Linked DNA regions of Mus musculus: region 2 is linked to region 1. A link is a loop called in an ENCODE intact Hi-C map of the cell type or tissue named here. Cell type or tissue: heart. All regions are shown on one strand. Each heading gives the region's core, and the rest is flanking DNA. Links, peaks and the distances in the headings are about the cores only.

What was found. Peaks named below come from ENCODE experiments on the same cell type or tissue, not always from the same donor. Only the 100,000 strongest peaks of a DNase experiment are listed, where the experiment ranks them.
Region 2: it touches region 1 in a loop (8-fold over the local background); 28 of 42 quality-filtered maps call a loop at or near these places.

The regions. Positions count from the first base shown.
Region 1 is chr3:142,290,340-142,298,685 of GRCm38, forward strand. The region is part of intron 7 of Pdlim5 (PDZ and LIM domain 5); the gene reads right to left. Among named protein-coding and RNA genes, the nearest start is that of Pdlim5, 100 kb to the right of the region's middle. In heart, for the core only: a CTCF peak has its summit at 4,697 (motif pointing right); no DNase peak of the experiment used is centred there.
Region 2 is chr3:142,439,615-142,447,960 of GRCm38, forward strand. No RefSeq gene overlaps it. Among named protein-coding and RNA genes, the nearest start is that of Gm33189, 10 kb to the left of the region's middle. In heart, for the core only: a CTCF peak has its summit at 3,934 (motif pointing left); DNase peaks (open chromatin) are centred at 267, 297, 3,547, 3,947 and 1 weaker place; H3K4me3 peaks cover 1,005 bases; H3K27ac peaks cover 4,815 bases.

The sequences.
Region 1 (8,346 bases), core at 222-8,221:
TGACATAGCTAAGCTTTCGCCAGTGTTGCAACGTCCTAGAAAATGCTTGAAGCCTATGAGCTTGGAATTCAGTAGGAATTCAGTAAGAATGTTATCTATTCAGTAACATTCAAATTTACTTCTAGTAGAGATGTGAAACTAATTAGGCATTATAAAGAAGGAGCTAGAACAGCTCAGGGCTAGTCTGCAGAGTGATTACTTAGGACAGTAGCCAGTCTTACCCAAACAAGGGAATACACAATGGCCTAGCTAATAGGTGGGTTTACCATGTAAGAGTTAGGGAATCCCACTGAGAGGAATCTTCACTACAGCCTGGTATAGCAGGCTACATTGTATATTACAAGTTGGTGAATTCTTCTGACAAATGGAGATTCTCCATAGATACTTAAAAGAACAGCCAAGTTACACTCATACAAGAATTTATCAGCCTAGGAAATAGGAGGTTTGTGGTATTGCAATTTTCATGAGAAGGTCTGCTAGAGCAGAACCCCCTGGTGCTAGCTTTCACAAGGCTCAAAGGAGTAGCACAAATTGTGATGAGGGTGTGAAATCCTTACCTGTCATTAGCTGACCTTAGGCAGAGCTGTTTTATCTTTACTGTAAATATTACCTGGTTCCTGTAAGTCCTTCAAAAGTCATTCCTTTGTTTTGTGTCAGGTAACTTCAATGTACATTTCCAGCCTTGACCTCCTACCCCTTTGCTTTCTGTGTTATATAAGACTGGTGTACACTTTGTGACAATACATTCAGATTCTACACAATCTCTTGTGTCGCTTCTGTTTGTCATTCATTCGCCGACTCCTTGTTCACCTGCAACTAGAGACCCATTCTAAGCAGACAGGGACCAAAAAGGGTCTGTGGCAACCCGGGTATTTGGTGATTCAAAATACTGTCAGTGAGGTAACTGATAACAACTGTAGAATGAAGCAAAGAGGAGGCACTGAGACAGGTAACCCAGAGATGAGACCCTGAGACAGTCAGAAGACTGTTAACCATGAACCTTAGTGAGGAAAGTAAGAGATCGATGAATTGCCTTAAGTGGTTTATGCTCAGGAATTTAAATAAATGGGAATCCCTAACTAGTGTCTACTGACCTCAGCCTTCTCTTTCATATGGCATATCATGCTGCCATATATAAGCCACACAGTAAAGTAAAACCCCCTTTGCATTTTTTTTGTCACACTGTATGTTCTTCTACGCTTCCCCAGCATTCTTGTTCTCCTATGATCTAGCCGCTGGAAAGTGAGTGGCACAAAGTAAGGACTTCATAGAGCTTTTGCTGGACTTTTTCTATTCCATGTGAAGGTCTTCTTCTGCCATCCAAGCTCACCCTGAACTATCCATTCTCCTCTCTCACCACCTTATGTAACTACAACTACAGGTGCACGACATTGATATTTGTTCTAGATTACTACTTATAATGCCCAACACAAAGTAAATGCTATAGAAATAGGTGTGATATTGTGTAGAGAATGGCTAGGAATGAAAGTCTATAGAATCTAGATGGAAAAAAGTTTAGATCCATAGTTGGGTGGATTTATGGATGAGGACCCACAGATATGGAGGGTCAAATAAACTAAGTGTGAGCTGGGGCCATTGCTAATCTATGAGGTCTGCAAGAAAAACAAAATGTCCAATGCATAACTTAACAATCTCCCAGCCAAAAGTATATCAATGCACAGTAACTTCTTGGCTGCTTGTTTGTTTGTTTTTCAGGATTGTTATTTATGAAGCTCTTAGAAACCAATGTCAAGAGCTGAAAGGTAATATACCAGGTGATATTTAGTAGTGCTGCACTTGTGTGCCAACAGATTTAGGAGCTACAAGAAATCAGAGTGGGGGTGGGGGGTGATGGATGAGAAGGTCTATGAAACACTGTCTTTTGGGTATGACTGCATTTCATAAGGTTTACTTTCAAGCATCTTGCTCTTAAAACACAAAGGAAGAATCTTCCTCTGTATCAGGTGTTACAGAAGAGTCAAATATGTTGGTTTCAGCTGCGCATAGATACATTAAACTTCCTATTTCTTATTCTCTAGAATTGGTCCAATTTCATAAATTCCCAATATATGTTTGAAGGATGGACTGGTAATAGATGCATATCTTCACAATACATGCTAAATTAGGGGGCAGGGTTGCGGAGGTCTCCACCCAAGTCAATGGTTGATCCTTTAAGCATATGATTTGCTTAAATTACAATAAATACATGTCACTCATTAATTCTGTACAGAGGTCTTAAGACCTTTTCTTTGATGATTTGTTGAAATTACTATTCCCATCAACCATTTGAAATCCATGCTATGGTTAAATGTGACCTAACTCTTGAGAACTCATTCTGGGTCTTTTCAATTCTGCTCACTTGTCTTATCTCATCTTATTAGTCATGTGCTTAGGAATGCCAGCTAGAGGCTAAATAAACGGCTTAAAGGGTAAAAGTGCTCGCCACAGAAGTTTGAGTAAGTATTAGAATCCCAAGACTGCAAAAGCTAACATGCCAAGAGTGATAATCTCTACTCTCTTTAGGGAGATGGGAGACAAAGACAGGGGAACTCCTAGAAACCCACAAGACAGCTAGCCTACCATTTGTAGTAAAAAAAAATAAGCAAAAGAAATTGTCTCAAACAAGATGTAAAGAAAAGAGCAGTACCAAAGGTTGTCACCTGATCTATGCACGCACACCATGGCACGAAAGTGACCAAATTCACACACATATGTGAACGCATACATATACACATCACGTGCTCTTTCCTCTCCCACCTCCCACTCTCAGAATGTCATCTAGATTTTCATGCCAAGTGCGCTCAAATTTAAACTAGTTTATTTAAAAGTAAACCTTTCCTTTAAAAAAAAAAAGGAAAAAGAATATTTTCCTCTTCTTATTCTTGTTTCTTTCCCATTCTTCAGCTTAAAAAATGTAGACAATGCTCCTTAGCAATCACTGAGTAAAATATGACTAGAGACAAAAATAAAACTGATTCAAAGAGTTTAGAATCCGTTTATATGTGAGCATCAATTCCTTCCAGAGGCAAGTAAATCAAAACCCTTTCAGTGTGTGCTTCTCAAGTCCAGTTAGTTTTGCTTCATTATATATTTCAACAATAACAAAAAAATCTCACAATAACCACTGAAAACACTGCTCCTTTCTTCCGCCTTTTTAACGCCCCAAATTAATGCTGCTTGGTAGTTTTATTTATTTAGATAGACGTGTGTTCTTCTTAGTCTGTATCAGAAACTTGACACAGCCAAGACAGAGCCTCAGTTAAAGAAGCGGCCTGTGGCAATGCCTGTGATGAACTATCTTTACTGAGATTCGCGGAGGACAGCCCAGCCAACTGCAGGCCGTATCAGCCCCGGGCAGGTGCATCTGGGCACAGTTCCTCTTTGGTTTCTGCTTCAACTTCTTCCTTGACTTCCTGCCTAGAATTCCCTCGGGGATGCACTGAGCCCTGGAAAGCATAAGCCAAATCAACCCTTTCCTCCCAAGTTGCCCTTGGTCAGGGTGTTTACCACAGCAACAGAAAGCAATCTAGATCAAGGTTCACTTTCTTAACATCATGTGCTATGCTTACAATTTCCTTTATAAGAGCTACTAACATTTGCCTCCTTTCATGCGGCTTGATACCCTGATTTTTACTCTGTCTAAACATGTTCCTTTTCCATAATAAAGTTTCAAATTGCCTACTCTCTAACCAATGCATACAAGGCTCTGAAGTTGTAAAATCTTCCAAAATTTCACTCTCAGTTTCCTTCTTATGAATTGCTAGACACTACCGTAATAAAAAATCAAGTACATGAAAAAACAGTTACCTCAAAATGTCCCCAGAATTATCCACCTTTATTTAGTGTGTTCTGTCCAAAGCAGTAAGGTCAGCCACCAACAGAACAATTAATTACACACATGGGACCGGTGAGATGAGCGCCTAGCATTAAGGCAGACACGGGGGGAGCTCAACAAACACCTTCCAATAGATACTGAAATGGAGATACGGAAGGGAATGCTGGGACAAGGTGAGACAGGCTTTGAGATACTTGTAATTTATCAAGTTGTTTAAGAAAATAGAAATTAAGTTGTTATAATATCCTTCCCATCCTTTACTTTTAATCATGCAAATGTATTAACTTTATTTCTTTTATAAGATTAAATAAGAAAAACATCTTTATATAAACATAAAAGCAGAATAACAGTTTTCTGAAATATCAATGTAGTTGAAATATGTGAAATTAACTAGACTAAAAAGAGGTCAAACAAAATCTTCATCATGGTGAAACTGCCTATTATCAATGCTACTAAGTATTACAAGTTGTAATTTGTTTTATGGTAGAAAAAAATTAGCCTGCAGGAATCTTGTTTGATACTGCATTTTTGAACAGACAATAACAACATTGTGTTTATTCTGTGAAGGGAGGTGTGGAAGAAGTTAACTCGAGCAGCATCATAACATTTACCAATCTGACAAGTGTGCCCAAGTTCTAGGCATATATTATGTGTGGACTCTATAAATAAATCGAGTCTACATATTAAAATGCTGATTCTTCTAATAAAGAACTTTATAAAATGTAATAAGCCACAAATAATTCGACAAAGTCATAAAGCAGTTTTTAAAGTATACAGAGAACAACGTATATATACATAAAAATACAGAGTAACTATGAACTGCCAGAACAACTCAAGTGTAATAATTACTTATGCTCAGTAGATGGCGACAGCTGCATTAGTCACAAACACACTGTTGATAGACCATAGACTAATGTACCAACAGAGCTTTAAGGGAGGTCACGTACAAATACTCTGTATGCATTAGACACAAATGACTTGCTCATGTACTCGTATTTGAACTGTGACTCTTTTCCAGATTGTCATATGGACTACATAGGAATGCTAGGGGATTCTAGCTATTTTCAGAATTATTTTATAAATTTAGACTGATGTAGGGGGTTCTGGTGTTCTATCCTTTAGATTTAAGTGTGAGTGTCAACTGATCTCATAACAAATATCGGATGGGGAACAATTCTCACTTCCTCTGCAGAGCTTATGAAATAGCAGTTCAGGGTAACAAACATGCTTAACTAGCGTGCACCGTTGTGTATGTGCAGGATATGCACATATGGGTACATGCACGAGCTAGTGGAGTCCAGAAGTCAGCAGTGGTGTCTTGTTCTGTCACCTTCCACCTTAATCTTAGGCTGAGCTCTCGCTGAGCCCACAGCTCACCCACTGGGCAAGCCTAGCAGAGCAACAAGCCCTGGGACTCTTGTCTCCAACGCACTAGCACACAGGACGGGCTTGTTACATGTATTTGGGGTTAAACTCAGGTCCTCATGCTTGCAAGGGCAAGGACTTTATTGATAGAACCATCTGCCCAGGCCCTGTGTGTGTGTGTCTTGATAAATATGTTTCTGAAGTAGAACAATAAAAAAAGACATGAAATCGGCCAGAAAGTTTTTTCTAACTTTTATGGGCTCATATTTATTTGCCTATGAAAAATTTAAAAAAAATAACATGCAAAAGAATATATTAGGGAAATCTCCTGCAGTTTGTTTCTAAATTGTTGATGAATATGTAAATATGACAGGTCTCTATTCAGAAGTAACTTAGATGCATTCTTCCAGTGGAAAACCCCACGCTTATAAGGCAGGAATCATTGGCATCACGTGTATTCTTCACTCCATGAGTATTTTACCTTCAAAAGGTAAAACTGGAGATTCCAGTTTGAAACTTTTCACAAACACTAACCATTTTAATTCTTTAATTATTTGAAAACTGGAAAACCACATCTTGTGTTATAATTCTCTGTGTTCTTACGTGTGATGTGTACATGTGTGTATATGATTTGTGTGCATTGATTGCATCATGTAAATGTATGGGTGTGTGCACCTATGCACACTCATGTGGAGGCCAGAGGAGGATGCAGACTGTCTCCCACATACCACTCTCCTCACTGCCATGAGAAGCATCTCTCACTGAATCAGAAGTTCACCATCTTGTTAGCCCAGCTGTCCACGGAGCTCCCAGGATCCATCTTTCCTTGCGCCAGTGCTGAAGTTACAGGCATGGACAGTCATGCCTGAATTTCTCTTGTCTTTGAGTGCTGGAGACCAAGCTCAGGTCCTCACACTTACAGAGCAAGTGCTCTCACCTGCTGAGCCACCGTCTCAGCACCATGTTATAATTCTTCATCACAAAATACTAAAACTCCATCCTCTGTTGTGGACAAAGGGTAAAAGACTGACGAACTATGCTTGATCCTAACAAGTTTAAGCAATTTCTCTTGCTCAAGTAAAATGCTAGATTATATTTATTTACATATAAACTGCATACTATTAATACTCCTTTTAGTAGAAAAAAGGATATCATGAAGAGCACCCCTTAATTTTAAATAAGTGTTATCGTGTTTGACAAAATTATATATTTTACATATAAATGTTTTAAGGAAGTAATTTTTTCAAAGTTTCAATGGCTTGCCATAATTTTCTATCCTGGTACATACTCATTCACCACCACCATCACCATCATCACCACCATCACCATCATCACCATCATCACCATCCTTTCTATTTATACTGTGTTACTAACACGATGGTTCTTAGTTTATTTATTGTATTTGTAGCTCTAGAGACCAAACCCAGGACTTAACACATACAAAACAAGGACTCTAAGTACATCTTGGCCCTGCTGTTGCCTTTTAAAGTCCATGATATAAAGTAGATTCTCTAACATGAATGGCAAATGATTTGTTTCTTTTCCCAATCAGAGCTCTAAGTGTCTCATGTATTTGTTTCAAAGCTTAATTGTTTTCTCGACCCATTAGACACCAGAATGCCTACAAAAGCATCACATAAACGCACGCACACACACACACACACACACACACACACACACACAAACACACACTAAAAAGCAAAGGCTGCTTTAATGACGCAAACAAACAAAACACTTTCATACCTGTTTTATGAACAGATAAATTTAGTAGAAAAGTATCAACTACAGGCAAATGCGTGGTCGGAAGTACTGCAATTTTCCTTTCAAAAACAAAATAGATTTACCAGAAGACCCAGCAATACCACTCTTGGGAATATACCCAAGATGCCCCACCATGCCACAGGGGCACATGTTTGACTATGTTCATAGTGGCCTTATTTGTGATAGCCAGAAGCTAGAAACAACCCAGATGTCCCACAACAGAAGAATGGATACAGAAAATGTAGTTCATTTACACAATGGAGTACTACTCAGCTATTAAGAATGAGGACACCCTGACTTTTGTAGGCAAATGGATGGAACTAGAAAATATCATCCTGAGTGAGGTAACTCAGACCCAAAAGGACAAGCATAGTATGTATTCACTAATAAGTGGATATTAGCCAAAATAAATAAATAGAGAGAGAGAGAGAGAGAGAGAGAGAGAGAGAGAGAGAGAGAGAGAGAGAGAAAGAAAGAAAGAAAGAAAGAAAGAAAGAAAGAAAGAAAGAAAGAAAGAAAGAAAAGAGGGAGGGAGGGAGGGAGGGAGGGAGGGAGGGAGGGAGGGAAGAAAGGAAGAAAGGAAAGAAAGGAAGAAAGGAAGAAAGGAAGAAAGGAAGAAAGGAAGAAAGGAAGAAAGGAAGAAAGAAAAGTACTTAATACTCAAGACACAGTCCACAGAACTCAAAAAAGTCAACAAGCTGAAGGGCCCATGTGAGGACGCCTCTGTCCCACTTGGGAGAAAGAAGAAAGCAATCACAAGTGGGGAGGGAGGGAGGGACTTGGGAAGGAAAGTGGGCGTGGGGGGGTGTAGTGAGGGGTAGAGAAGAACCTGATCTGGTATTGGGTGAGGAAAGAGGACTGAAGCCCTGAGGGTCAGCAAAAAAAAAAAATAATGGAAACAGGCAACTTCGGGAGGTAGGAGTTTGGGGGTACCCTCCAGAATGCACCAGAGACCTGGGAAATGAGAGACTCTCAGAACTCAAAGTGAGAGACCTTAAATGAAATGCCCGACAGTAGGGAGAGGGAACTTATAAAGCCCACCTCCAGCAGGAAGACAGGACATCAAGTGAGGGAGGGGGTTGCCATCCCACAGTCAATACTCTGGCCCATATTTGTTCCTGTCTGAAAGAACTGCAGGGATGAAAATGGAGAGGAACCTGAAGAAAAGAAGGTCCAGCCACAAACCCAAAATGGGATCCAGCTCAAGGGGAGACCCCAAGACCTGACACTATTACTGAGGCTACGGAGCACTCACAGAAAGGGACGTAACATGACCACATTCCAGAAGACCCAAGAAGCAGCTGAAAGAAAGAAGCAGATGCAGATATTTGTACCCAACCAACTGACTGAAGCTGCTGACCCCTGTGGTTGAATTAGGGAAAGGC
Region 2 (8,346 bases), core at 241-8,240, 150 kb after region 1:
GTTAAGCCCTCTTTCTCAATCTAGTGTGGGAGAAAGCCCTCAGAGATTGGCTGCAAAACCTCTGCCGCATCATCATGGCTGCTGTGTGCTCAGAGGAGCCGGGCATTCCTCAGCTGCCAGGGGCCAAGTATCCTGTTCCTTATATGGACTCTGGCTATTCACAGATCTGGGCTCCGTGGGATTGCACGAACTCAGCATTGGCTGTTCTCAAGGGAAAAAAAAATTGTGAAACTTCACAAATCTGAAGGTAGATTAGAGTCTACAGCTGCCAAGTCCTAGTTTATGGTTGAGTGCCTGCGGTTAACACCCGAGGAAGTGTCTATCAGGATGAAGGACTTCTTATTGATACAGATCCTGTGTCACAGAGTGGACATTTCCTCTTGTGACCTCACACCCACCCCACCCACACGGATTGTTTTTCCATAAAAGGAGTTGACTGTTGAGAGATGACTTGGAATGCAGAGGGAAAGTTGACAGGGCTCTACACACACACACACACACACACACACACACACACACTCAGAACAAAAACAATAAAAGAGCATGCATGATAAATAAAAACTAAACTCGGGGTGAAGGTTCATAGGATGTGAAAACAGGGAGAGAATGAATGAGAATCTAGCAAGCACTGATTTCCCTCCACACTTCAATGTCACCATGGTTCAGTGTCTCCATATTTTTCCCTTTCAAAATACTAACTGAATTTGAAATATTTCTAATGACGGTGAATTTAATATTTTCACTGGCAACGTGAGTTCCTGGCCGGTCTTCCTAGGGCTATTTATGGACATTTTCCCTTGGCTTGCTACAAAAATACATCACTGGAATATTTTTAACAGCAAAGTCTGCAGGAGGCAGTCTGCTCTCTCGACCTCTCAGATATTTGTGGTTCCTCTTAAGTGTGCCCTATGGTTTTTTTTTCTCCAGTTGGCATTCACTGCTCTTTTATTTAGAAAATAGTTTTAGATTCATTAAGCCTGTACTATATATGGTTAAAGCATTCCTTTGCAAATTTCCAAATTACAGCAGGCATTTTGGTTACGGTCTGGAATCATTGTTAGAGCTGAGTGAGCCTCATGGAACAAGCTGCTCTCTCTTTCATGGGACCACAGCTAGTCACCTGTTCTCTCCTTCAGGCTTCACCATGGAGAATAAAAGACATATGTCATATGTATGTAAAGATATATTTAGAATGAGCTCTGAGGTATGTTGATATAGTAAAATATTAGTCTCTACCTCCAAACAACAGCATATTCACATATTAAACCAGAGAAGCCAATTGTTTCCCTGCATGTAGTGTCAGATGCTAATTAATCAATTGTTGATGACTACTTAAATACTATTGAGAAGGGTCCAACCATTTAGTTCAGAAAGAATGCTATAGTTTCAGATATGCTGTGATTACAAAATTGCCTATGAATTTAGAAGAGTTTTAGCCATGCTTGGCAGGAGGCAGTAGCCTAGGTAATAAACAATTCAAGATTCCTATTTGTACCTATCGAATGGATTATTTTCAATAAGCTTACTTTACAAATCTAGACTCTCTAGGACCCGTAGAAGAGCAATTACATTAGTTACATCAGTCAGTTACCAACTCCAGGATGAAATCCTTTGAGCTGTGCAAATGACCTGAAGCTTGGTTGAGGGAGGAGAAATTAGAGTGGACGTTGTGGGCTGGACACAGCAAGACGTTTACAATATCACTTGGAGACTTTGCCTCTGTAGATTGCCAGGTTCTTATCTAGGTCACCGATGAAAGTATCAGACAGAAGCAGGCCTCGGTTTGACACCTGCTAAACATTATTTAAGTCTTAAGACTGACATCAAACCACTTGTACCCATTCTATTTATAACTTTCCTAATCAGCTTCCTGAGTTTCCAGATGGAGTGTAGGAATGTAATCACATTCAGCAGATAACTTTGCCTGAAGACAAAGTTCCCTGAGTGACCAGAGGGATTTCCTATCAATGATTTCATTTCAATGTACTGTCATCTACAATTTTGTGACAGGGAAAGTTATATGGGACAAACCTGGAAGAGGCATGTAGTTTAGCTGGTTTAGATTCTTACATTTTGGCTAACTTGAGCTAATGGTATAATTATGCACAAATCACCCACATATTCTAAGACCTTGAAGGAGATCAGCCTAATGAGCATTTCTCAGCCTACGAGACACAAATTTGGAGAATTGTGTCTACTGAAGTCAGAGGACCATATGTAACTATGATCATATATGATCATACATAGTTACACATGTAACTATGATCCAGAATTGTCTGTTCAGATGAAAGTCATGGAGAGATGATGTTTGAGAGGACCCTGGACTGTTCGGGTGGCTGATAATTCACTCACAACCTTTTCCTCTGTCTTCTATATTTATTAAGAGTATTTGACAAGAATAAAACCAATCATTTCTCATTTCTACTTTGTAGTAAAATATCCTTGGATGCTGGGGAAGTATAATTAATTGCTTTTCTCTACATTGGATGACAATTTTATTGGTGTTCAATTGTTTTCTTAGGGTTGTACCGGATTCGGGCTTTCTTATTTTTTGAACCTTATCTTGAAAGTCACCCAGCTGAGTGAGCATTTTACTTTGTCGCTGTACCCTGCTTGATACATAGCAATGGGAACCAGGCACAAGGTGTACGGGAAGTTTCTGCACTTTGACTTTTCCCAAAACTGAGTGGCAGAGCCTCCCCGTCAGCCATCACAAGCTCTGGAATCTTGGCCGCCTTCACTGCTCCATGATGCCAGATATCCCTTTAATAGCGCCAGGAGATAGTTCATCTATGATGTCAAAACTTGCAGGAAACTTGAGCTAAGAATGCTTGTTACGTACTTTTAGTAGGACACCAGAGAGCCATGTTCAGGTCAAGCAGACACACTGCTTGACGGTGACATCTTTGAGAGATCAAATTTCTACTGATATTTAAAAGATCTTTAACCTTGGTATGCCTTCAGGAGGGAAAACAAAAAAAAACAAACACGTGTGGGCAGTTACAAGCAAATTATATCAAGTGTACTAATAAATAAATGGCAGGGAAAGAACACTGGCCTTTCTTAACTGTAGGCAGACAGGTACACAATTTAACATTTCTGAGAGTTGGAGAGTTTTCAAAAGAGATTTATCCAAACAGGAAGATGTTTCCGTATCAAAAACATCATTTGTGATATAAAGCTAATGACTGTCTTCTTACAGACCCCAGGACTTGTTCTGTAACAGTAAGGTTGTGTAGTTACATCTATGGGTCATGGTCCTATTTAAGAAAAAAACCTTACTGTTGTCTAAGTGATTTGCATGTCTGATTTCCCACCTTTTCAGAACACACTAATGTGTGGAGTTCCTTGGGTGACAGTACTTTAAACAGTATATTTTAGATATTACACATATTTACACTATATATCTTCAGAATCTGAGAATTATCAGGGAGGGTCTGTGAGTCTTGGCTTGTAGGAGCCCTCACTCTGGAAAACGTAGGCAGCGCTGCCCTGATGGATTTCAGGCTGAGTGACAGGCTGATGGTGAGCTATTTTGGGCAAAGGGGCTCTCATTGCAGCTGCCTGTTTAAGATGAAGGGCAAAGTTCGCTTGTACAAGTCTAGCGTTGCCAGCCCACATGTTTACTTTCACTTGTAAACACAGTACTTTGTGTCAGACGTTATTTCCTTTGCAAATCATAGGTGGCACCGTTCTTAGTTATTTGACAACCAATAAAGTATAATGAATTCTAAATGTTCAGCCAAGCTCACTTGGGAGTTACCTCTCTAAACCACTGAGTTTCTAAAGCTAATGATACAACACACAGCAGACGTTTTCTGCTGGAGAAAGAGATAATCAAGTATTAGTAGGAAGAAACATTTCAAAACTGCTAGAGGTCCTGGAAATTTGGCAGAGGTGAAACCGGTTACTGCAAATGAGAGGCATACTGCCCCCTAGTGGTGCCTTCTCCAGTTCAGCTTCTGACAGGTCCGTGGGAAGGTCCCTTGCTTCAGAATATCGCTTTTTTTTTTTTTTTCAAATTTGTATTTCAGAGCAATGTTTCACGACCATCCCCCACTATCACTGCAGCGGCACAGAGAAGGCACCCTGCTGTTACACTCTCTACCAAGAGACTTTTTTTTCTTTTTAAGAATTTTACTTATTTACATTTCAAATGTTATCCCCTTTCCACTCTGCAAATCCCCTAACCCATCCCCCACTTACCCTGCTTCTATGAGAGTGCCCCCCCCCCCACTCACTCCCACCTTACTGCCCTAGCATTCCTCTACACTGGGGCATCAAGTCTTCACAGGACCAAGGGCCTCCTCTCCCATTGACGCCAGATAAGGCCCCTTCAGCTCCTTCAGTCCTTTCCCTAACTCCTCCGTTGGGGTACCTGTGCTCAGTCCAATGGTTGGCTGCGAGGCTCCGCATCTGTATTGGTCAGGATCTGGCAGAGCCTCTCAGGAGACAGCTGTATCAGGCTCCTGTCAGCAAGCACTTCTTGGCATCAGCAATAGAGTCTGGGTTTGGTGGCTGCGTGTGGGATGGATCTCCATGTGGGGCAGTCTCTGGATGGCCTTTTCTTCAGTCTCTGCTCCACTCTTTGTCCCTGTATTTCCTTTACACAGAGGCAATTTTGGGTTAAAATTTTGGAGATGGGTGGATGGCCCCATCCCTCAATGGGGGTGAGGGGATGCCTAACCTCTAGGTATGGTCTTGACAGGTTCTCCCTTCTCTTTGTGGGGTATATCAGCTTATGTCATCCTGTGGGGTCCTGGGAGTCTCTTGCTTTCCTGGCATCTGGGACTTTCCACTTGCTACCCCCAGTTCCACATCCCCCATTGCTATACCCTGACCCTGAGATTCTACCTCAAACCAGTCAGAATGGCTAAGATCAAAAACTCAGGTGACAGCAGATGCTGGCGAGTATGTGGAGAAAGAGGAACAATTCTCCATTGTTGGTGAGATTGTAAGCTGGAAATCAGTCTGGTGGTTCCTCAGAAAATTGGACATATTACTACTTGAGGACCCAGCTATACCACTCCTGGGCATATACCCAGAAGATGCTCCAAGTTGTAGTAAGGACACATGTTCCACTATGTTCATAGCAGCCTTATTTATAATAGCCAGAACCTGGAAAAACTCCAGATGTCCTTCAGCAGAGGAATGTATACATTTACACAATGGAGTTCTACGCAACTATTAAAAACAATGAATTTATGAAATTTTTAGACAAATGGATGGATCTGGAGGATACCATCCTAAGTGAGGTAACCCAATCATAAAAGAGCACATGTGATATGCACTCACTGGTAAGTGGATATTAGCTCAGAAGCTCAGAATACCCAAGATACAATTTGCAAAACACATGAAACTCAAGAAGAAGGAAGACCGAAGTGTGGATACTTCGATCCTTCTTAGGAGGGGGCACAGTTGACCAATGGCTAAGTTGAACAATCACAACCGCAACTGTATTATGGGTTTGTTTGCTTGTGTAATAATGATTTATGTTTAACAAAGTGTGAAAAATAGTAAGATAGTTCTTACTCCTAAAATTCTTTTAACATAGAGCATGTAAATGTATGCTCATGAGATTTGTGGGGACTCTTTTACCATTTAGGTCTCAGGGCATGCACAGGTTATCTCCCAAAACAAAAGCTCTTGGATGAGCATGCTTATGAGGGATTTCTGCTTAATTTAAAGTAGGAAGACCTACTTCTAATCTGCATTTTTTGGGGTAGGAAGAGACACTTTTAATGGAGATCTAGTGGGCCATGCCTTCTGCGAAGCCTACATGAGGACACAGAGAAGGAAGCTTTTGCTCTTGAGTCAGGAGCAAGTCCATTCCTTCACCCAAGTCTTCATTCAACCTACTTCTTCAGGATTCGAGCATATACTGAAGACCAGCTGAGACACCTAGCCTCATGGAGTGAGAAACACATGGGTTCGGAGCCAGCCATTTTTGGTTTAGTTGGACTATAGTGTACTTTGAAGAGTGACCAAGCTCAGGATTTTAGAATGAGATGTTGTTCCAGGTTCTTGCCCTGTTTGAGTTCCTGTCCTGACTTACCTCAGTGATGAACTACAATTTGAAAGCAAGAGCCAAATAAACCCTTTTCTCCTCAACTTGCTTTTCGGTCATGGTGTTTAATCATGGCAATAGTAACCCTAACTAGGACAATGGTCAAACAGATGAAATGATTTTCAGTATTTAGAAAATTGTTTGAAAAGAAGTTATAGTGTTAAAGGACTCAAGATGTCCAGTAAAACTTGCATAACTTGTGACAAGGGTGGATGGAAATGACAGAGGAGGCCTTGTCTGAGCCACATTGACACTTGCTTTGTGTGGCGATTTCCTTGCTTGAGGGACGTCAAGCCATCACTGACAGTTGTCACTTATGGTAAGGGGTCATGACAGGAATATCTGTTACTGGGCTGCCATATTCACTACAATCATCTTGTCACATACACGGGTGTCCAAAAAATGTCTTAACTTCTGGTGAATTTATATCTCATGACTCCAGATTCCTTGCTCTCTACAGATCAAGTTTACATAAAAAGTGGAGAGAGCAGTTGTAAAATTCTGTAACCATACTCACTGACATCTTGTTAGACAAGTCAAAGAGTAAACTGACCACCGAACAGGGCATTTGTGCATCAGGGTACCACAGGACCTTACACCGGCAGCTGATAATGCTAAAGCAAGCTCCTATAAAAGACTTTAAACATTACTCTAGTCCAGAGAGAGGATTTTAGATTTTAATAGGAATAAATGGTAGAAATAAAATACATTTTAAAGTGGCTTTAAAAGTATTTGAAAGTAACCCAGTTTTGAGGACTGCCTGACTTTGAACTTTACCATAAAATTACTAATGAGTTCTGTTGTGAAGTCTACACTGACCAGTGGTATCACAGGAAGATAAACAAATGTAGCACTGGCTTTGTTGGTGAAAGTCTGATGCTCATATCAATGTTGACCTGCTCTGGTTTAGGGGAGGGAGATACTATGCATAGTTCCGGGCATCAGATTGAATGATGCTGAGAAACCATGGGATGTGCAGAGGTGGGAAATGTGGGGTGCTTATGAGAAACACCTAACAAACTAATGCAACTGCTTTTTAGATACCAATGATGTCAGAACAGCGCTTCTCAGTCACATGCCAGACTATGATGTACAAAGGAAGGTAGTGGGGAGGAGAGCTAGTGTGCGTACAAACCTACAGCTTCAAAACTTCCATCGTGTCTCAATGTTGTCCACTTATGGTCTTCCCATTTGATGTGTTAATTACCTTCCTGCTCTGTAGTCTCAATGTTAGTTAATGGAGAATACTATAACAAATGTATGTATGTATACATGCATGTATGTGTGTGTAAATATGTATGTGTGCATATATGCATGTATATATGCATGCATTATGTATATAAATGTACGCATGAGTGTATGGAGACTGTTGTATACATATATGCATTTATGTATGTATGTATGTATCTATGTATGCATACATGTATGCATGTGTATATGCATATATGTACATATGTATGTATATATGCATGCATGTATGTATATCTGCCAGTTGCTGTGTACATCTGCCCTCATCCATCTTTATTTCTGCAACTAAATGATTTCTTTGTTTAAAAAAGGAGCGTGTGTCTCGGGGCACCTGTGGTTCTAGCCTATGCTTGATTTTCAACTGGACATGATTAGTAATTTATGCAGCTTACATCTACTTAATGTTCTTTTCTTGTATTCCTCACGGACACTCTACTCTACTCAAGCTTATTCTTTGCTGCCCCACATCTATGGCATGGCATGTCAGTCTGCGGCTTTTCTCAGTGCCTTCCTTGTTTGCCTGTCCTTAACCCTCTCTCCAAAGATTCGTCCATAGCCCCCACCTTCAGTCCTTTCTCTGACAGTGATTACAAACTGCAATGACCTGAGCTTCTTCCTAAGCTATTATCACCAGAACAGTTTTGTCTCAAGAACTCACTGCTCACCAATGTCACTCGAATGACACTTTATACTGTTGAGGTGGAATCCAGTGCCCCCGCCCCCTTCTGCATGCTTTCTAGAATCCTTGTTTATGCCTTTGCATAAACCCTTCCACAGTGATTTCAGACTTGGCCAAAGAATCGACAAGCACATAGAATAGGAGGGAAAAAGACAGAGGCTTGGAGAGTGTTGTAAAAAGATCTGTAAACTTGCCAGGGCTCACTTCCTCTTGCTGGCTGAAATCTTGCAGGACCAGATTTTAAAAAGTGTAGCAGATACTGATGGAGATGATGAGACCATTAATAACTGATGTCTGCCCAGGGCCAACACCAACTCACAGCAAACATCAGCCACCAGAGAAGTAATTATGT